Linked DNA regions of Homo sapiens: region 2 is linked to region 1. The links are chromatin contacts, found by Hi-C or POLR2A ChIA-PET in ENCODE. All regions are on one chromosome and are shown on one strand. The core of a region is the stretch at or near the end of the contact, and the rest is flanking DNA. Distances in the headings are between cores, read along the strand shown. Region 1 overlaps MCF2L2 (MCF.2 cell line derived transforming sequence-like 2). Region 2 overlaps MCF2L2 (MCF.2 cell line derived transforming sequence-like 2).

The links. Hi-C counts contacts between places; a loop is a spot of excess contacts on that map. ChIA-PET counts read pairs that join two places held with the same protein, here RNA polymerase II (POLR2A). Pooled maps may share reads with other maps.
Region 2: a pooled map shows a loop between it and region 1 (2.9-fold over the local background). The contact joins two enhancer-like sites. A Hi-C loop is called at or near these places in 3 of 50 pooled maps. POLR2A ChIA-PET finds 5 or more read pairs at or near these places in 3 of 52 experiments (AG04450, CD8-positive, alpha-beta T cell and activated CD4-positive, alpha-beta T cell).

Annotation. Positions count from the first base shown.
Region 1 is chr3:183,184,101-183,187,209 of GRCh38, reverse strand. All of the region lies in intron 27 of MCF2L2 (MCF.2 cell line derived transforming sequence-like 2), which reads left to right. Among named protein-coding and RNA genes, the nearest start is that of LAMP3, 23 kb to the right of the region's middle. Within about 2 kb of position 1,354, at least 3 of the 41 ENCODE cell types and tissues checked have a DNase peak (open chromatin) inside an H3K27ac peak, as active enhancers do.
Region 2 is chr3:183,347,747-183,350,820 of GRCh38, reverse strand. All of the region lies in intron 3 of MCF2L2 (MCF.2 cell line derived transforming sequence-like 2), which reads left to right. Among named protein-coding and RNA genes, the nearest start is that of MCF2L2, 79 kb to the left of the region's middle. Within about 2 kb of position 1,325, at least 2 of the 41 ENCODE cell types and tissues checked have a DNase peak (open chromatin) inside an H3K27ac peak, as active enhancers do.

The DNA.
Region 1 (3,109 bases), core at 105-2,604:
TTTCTTTGCCAATTTTTGTGGCATTTCCTTTTGGGCCTAGATAATTTAGTTACTTTCATTATCTTTTTTTTTGTGTTATTCAAACTTATTGGGGCACTCTAGTATTTCAATGAAGAAAATAAGTTCTAGCAAACAGCCCTCTCTGGAGAGATGGTGGGTTATTTTACATATCTGACCAATTGGTTTTAACTATTTTAAGTTTCCTTTTCTGATTATTAAAGGAGTACACATGTAGAATGTCAGGAATTTAGAAAATACAGGAAAGTACAAATAAAAATACAAATCCAACATAACCAGATATAATCACCATTAATATCTTCTTGCAGACGTTGTCTATAGAAATGCATGATTTGGTCAGTTGTGGTGGCTCATGCCTGTAATCCCAACACTTTGGGAAGCCAAAGCAGGAGGATCACTTGATATCCAGGAGCTTGAGACCAGCCTGGGCAATATCGCAAGACCCCATCTCCACAAAAACTTTTGAGACGGAGTTTCACTCTTGTTGCCCAGGCTGGAGTGCAATGGCACGAACTTGGCTCACTGCAACCTCCACCTCCCAGGTTCAATTGATTCTCCTGCTTCAGTCTCCCGAGTAGCTGGGATTACAGGTGCCCACCACCACACCTCGCTAATTTTTGTGTTTTTAGTAGAGACGGCAGTTTCACCATTGTGGCCAGGCTGGTCTCAAACTCCTGACCTCAGGTGATCCGCTTGCCTCGGCCTCCCAAAGTGCTGAGATTTACAGGCATGAGCCACTGCACTGGACCTACAAAAAATTTTTTTTAAAAATTAGCTGGGCATGGTGGTGGGTGTCTGTAATCCTAGCTATTTGGCAGGCCAAGGTGAAAGGATTGCTTGAGCTCAGGAGGTTGAGGCTGCCGTAAGCCATGATTGTACCACCGCACCTCTCCTGGGCAAGAGTAAGGCCCCATTGCAAAACAAAGATATGCATGATTTTTTTTAAATGGAGCCATACTAAAATTGGGGTGACCTTATATTTTAATCTTATTGGAAATTTTCCATTAAAATTCTGATGAAATGGGCAAGGCTTTGACTGAACCAAACTAGACGTATTGGCTTGCCCTTCCCTCCTGCCACTCATCTTTGGGCTTATTCCAATCCAGAACATTTGAGGGCAGCTGGTGGCTGAGCTGGGAGGTAAAGCTAGGTTATAAAGTTTCTTTGACCTACAGCCCCTCCCTCCCCCAAGCTTCCAGCAGCTCTGAAAGTCTAAGACAGCCAGCTCAGACTGCCTTAGGAGCTGGCAGGGACTTTGACAACAGAAATGCACGGGAAAAAAAAAATGTGCCCTGAGAATGTCAACATGTGGAATCTGAAAGCAATTAATTAGATGTTCTCAAGAATGATTCACTTCCTCTTAGCCAAAGATAGGCTTGCAAATGAAATAGACGTTTCAGCTATAGACCAGCCTAAGATATCCACGTTTATACTCTGGGCCACCAAGCAAAATATTGTAACCGAGCCTAGTACCCCTGGAAACATTTTGGAACTCTCTCCTGTTGGGAGCTCTGGAGAGCTACTGGGATGGATCAGACAGAATGTGACACCATGTATTAAATCCTAGAAGACAGAGAGGGGAAATTGGTTAGCAGCACACACAACACAATGATGAAGGGCTCAAACTCAGGTCTCAAAGACCCAGCCTCAAGTGCAGCTCCATCTCTTTGGATGGATTCTATAGCCTGTCTGTGCTTAAGTTCTTTTTATCATTCATTTTACAAAATGGAGATAATACTGTACAGTCTTGCCATGAGGATTAAATGAGATGAAGCCCTTAGGCTTGCGCCTAGATCTCTGAAAGCATGGAATTGTTAGCAGTTAGTTACCCCCTGGTTCTTCCAAGTGAAAGGAAGGAAAGCCCAGGGGGTTTAGGCATTGCTTTTAAGCAGCTCACCACTTCCCACCCCCAAGTGAAAATGATATCCTTTAGTTCATGTGATAGAGATGGTCCTTAAAAAGTTGTGCATAATTGGCCAAGCGCGGTGGCTTACGCCTGTAATCCCAGCACTTTGGAAGGCCAAGGTGGGCGGATCACGTGGTCAGGAGATCGAGACCATCCTGGCCAACATGGTGAAACCCTGTCTCTACTGATATTACAAAAAAATTAGCTGGGCATGGTGGCATGCGCCTGTAGTCCCCAGCTACTCAGGAGGCTGAGGCAGGAGAATCACTTGAACCCGGGAGGCGGAGGTTGCAGTGAGCCGAGATCGTGTCACTGCACTCCAGCCTGGCAATAGAGCGAGACTCCGTCTCAAAAAAAAAAAAGAAAAAGAAAAAAAAAGTTGTGCATTGAGAAAAATCTAGTTTGAAAGACAATAAAAATAGAATTTGCCCATTTAATATCTATGGATTGAGAGCTACCGCTGAACCAGCAGGATCTACAATGGTCTCTTTGTGCCATCCACTGGACAGTAAGGGAAACACCATGATTTTGTCTTCAAAGTCTATAATTTACCAAAAATATGTATGCTGGTGAGAATAATTTCAGCTCATTACTAGGTTCACTTGTTAATAAATTTCATTCCATTTGTTTAAGCAAAATAAAAAAGCTTAGAATTCTAAGCACTAAATGTGAACACTAGATTTCCTAAACCATTCAGCTTATCTGATATGCACCAGAAAGATTGTCGACTAAGGGTTTCAAAAGAGAATACTCTCACCAGTCCTTATCTGCAGGAATTCTCATCGCCCACCTTTCCCATTCTTGTCCTTCTCCACCAATACTCCTTATGCTTATCTGATACATAGACTGAGAGTGCCCCAGAGACTCAGGGTGTATCTGCTCCAACACACCACTAGATCTTGGCTGGGACAAAAGTCGTTCCATTCATTTTCCAAGAATACAACTATCACTTAGAATTTTGCTATAATCAGCTGGGCATGGTGGCTCACGCCTGTAATCTCACACTTTGGGAGGCCAAGGCAGGTGGATCACCTGAGATCAAGAGTTCGAGACCAGCCTGACCAATATGGTGAAACCCTGTCTCTACTAAAAATACAAAAATTAGCCAGGCATAGTGGCATGTGCCTGTAGTCCCAGCTACTCTGGAGGCTGAGACAGGAGAATTGCTTGAACCCGGGAGAAGGA
Region 2 (3,074 bases), core at 76-2,575, 160 kb before region 1:
ACCATTCTCCAGCCTCAGCCTCTGGAGTAGCTGGGACTCCAGGCGCCCGCCACCACGCCCAGCTAATTTTTTGTAGTTTTAGTAGAGACAGGGTTTCACCGTGTTAGACAGGATGGTCTCGATCTCCTGACCTCGTGATCCACCTGCCTCGGCCTCCCAAAGTGCTGGGATTACAGGCGTGAGCCCCCGCGCCCGGCCTCTAATGACTCTTAACTCTGCATATAGGGTGTGACTTTTGCAAGTTATTTTTCGAAGCATTCTTGAGGATTAGTTTCCTTGTCTATTAAATGAAAATGTTATCACCAACCTCATAGAGCGAGTATGACAATCATATCAAAGAGTATTTGTGCAGGTGTCTGACACATCATAGGGCTTTGGTGTTAAAAAGAACAAGAGGGGTAAAAACCAAGTGTTACCTTAAGAAATACATTGGCCAGAAACCCCATTTCCTGTGCATTTGGTTTAGTTGACGTTTTCATACCTTTGTTGAATAAGAGAGGGTGAAAAAAAAAAATCCCACCCCAGCAGTCATTACTGAGTGTTGTCTAGCATGTATACCTTATGGGAGGATGATTTAAAGTCATTGTCGTGATTCCTTGTCTCTTTCTGAACTGTGGCCTATATACAATTATGTCAGGAGACACAGCTCTTTCTGTTCACAGGTATTTTTCCAGCAGATCCCACACTCCATTTACCCAGATGCTCTGGTTGGGTCTTAGTCTGTGTGGAGCGAAGAGGAGTCTTGTTCTGAGGAACATTTGCCCTCAGTTTGGCCGGGGAGACCATATATGCCAGCAGCTGCTTATTTCATAGGTGAAAGAATAGCCTGTGTTTATAAACGATCTAATATTTGCTAAGCCTCTCCCAGCTTCACCTTGTTTAAGAGTCCTGGTGGCTCCCTTAGAACTTCCTTCAATGATTACGTGGTTCAAGTAGAAAAGAAAAAAAAAAGGAGCAGCAAAATATACAAAATCAAGCTGCCACAAGGTACAAGCAGGTTTGCTGTGAAAAAAACAGTGGAAGGGGAGCAGTGGAATAGGGTGAAGAGCATCAGTATCAGACAGCTGAGTCTGAAAGCCAGGCTTGCTAGTGTGATATCAGGCAAGTTATTCTGTTCTATCAGCCTTGGTTTCTTCTGCTGTTAAAAGGAGATAACATCTGTTTCGTTAGGTTAAGTGAGACAGAAAACAAATAAGTCTGACAAATGATAGGAACTCAATAAATAGCAGCTATGACTATCTAGAATGATTGTTGTTGTGTTTGACGTTCACACGTTTTTGCTAGTGCAGCAGAACTGTTTTGCTCATTCTGTGTCCCCTATGATCAGTGCCCAGTAACATTCGGAAGCTAAGCAACCACCTCTATATAACCTATGAATCAAAGAAAAAAATCACAAAGGAAGTGAGAAAACATTTTTACCGAGCAATAACAAAAACAGTATGTCAACATTCATGTGATATAGATAAAAGTAGTGCTTAGGAAGAAATTGTAACTTGAAATACTTATATTGGAGAAGAAGAAAGGCTTAAAGTCAGTGCTCTAATCTTATACCTTAAGAAGTTTGAAAAGAGAATAAGAAACCCAAAGAAAACAAAAGGAAGGAAATTGTAAAGGAAAATAAAAAGAACCAAAGATAAATGAAATAGAAAAGAGAGGAATAGTAGAGTTCCAGTTTAATTCCATGGTGATCAGAAGTGCACCCTCTATGATTAGCATCATGTAAAATTTGTTGATACTTGCTTTATGACCCAGACAATGGTCTATCTTGTTAAATATTCCATGAGCATTTGAAAAGAATATCGTCTGCATTGCTAGATGTTGTGTTCTTCCAAGTCGGGTCTATGTTCTTACTAATTTTTGGCTGCTTGTTCTATGAATTACTGAGAGAGGAATACTAGAATCTCAAACTTTGTGGATTTATCTGTTTTTCTTTTAGTTCTACCCATTTTTGCTTTGTGTCTTTGGGGCAATGTTATTGTACGCTTAGACATTTAGGATTCTTATGTCTTCCTGATAAAAAGGCCCTTTTATATTTATGAATAACTTATCTCTGCCGATACTCCTTGTCATAAATACTACTTTGAAAAATATTCACATAGCCACATTGGCTTTCTTATGACTAGTGATAGCATGGTGTATGTTTTACTACCCTTTTCTTTCAATCTAACTCTCTCCTCATACACAAAAGTGTATCTTTTGTAAGCAGTGTATTTACTCCGTCTCTACTTGCCTTTTTAAAAATTTATTTATTTATTATTATACTTTAAGTTTTGGGATACATGTGCAGAATGAGCGGGTTTGTTCCATAGGTATACATGTGCCATGGTGGTTTGCTGCACCCATCAACCCATCATCTACACTAGGTATTTGTCCTAATTCTCTCCCTCCCCTCGCCCCCCCTACCCGACCCCCGACCCACTGACAGGTCCTGGTGTGTGATGTTCCCCTCCCTGTGTCCATGTGTTCTCATTGTTCACTTCCCATTTATGAGTGAGAACATGTGGTGTTTGGTTTTCTGTTCCTGTGTTAGTTTGCTAAGAATGATGGTTTCCAGCTTCATCCATGTCCCTGCAAAGAACATGAACTCGTTCTTTTTTTATGGCTGCATAGTATTCTATGGTGTATATGAACCACATTTTTTTTATCCAGTCTATCATTGATGGGCATTTGGGTTGGTTCTAGGTCTTTACTATTGTAAACAGTGCTGCAATAAACATACTTGTGCATGTGTCTTTATAGTAGAATGATTTATAATCCTTTGGGTATATACCCGGTAATGGGATTGCTGGGTCAAATGGTATTTCTGGATCTAGATTCTTGAGGAGTTGCCACACTGTCTTCCACAATGGTTGAACAAATTTACACTCCTACCAACAGTGTAAAAGCGTTCCTATTTCTCCACATCCTCTCTAGCATCTGTTGTTTCCTGATTTCTTAATGATCACAATTCTAACTTGTGTGAGATGGTATCTCATTGTGGTTTTGATTTGCATTTATCTAATGACCAGCAATGATGAGCTTTTTTTCATATGTTTGTTGGCCACATAAATGTCTTCTTTTGAGAAGTGTCTGTT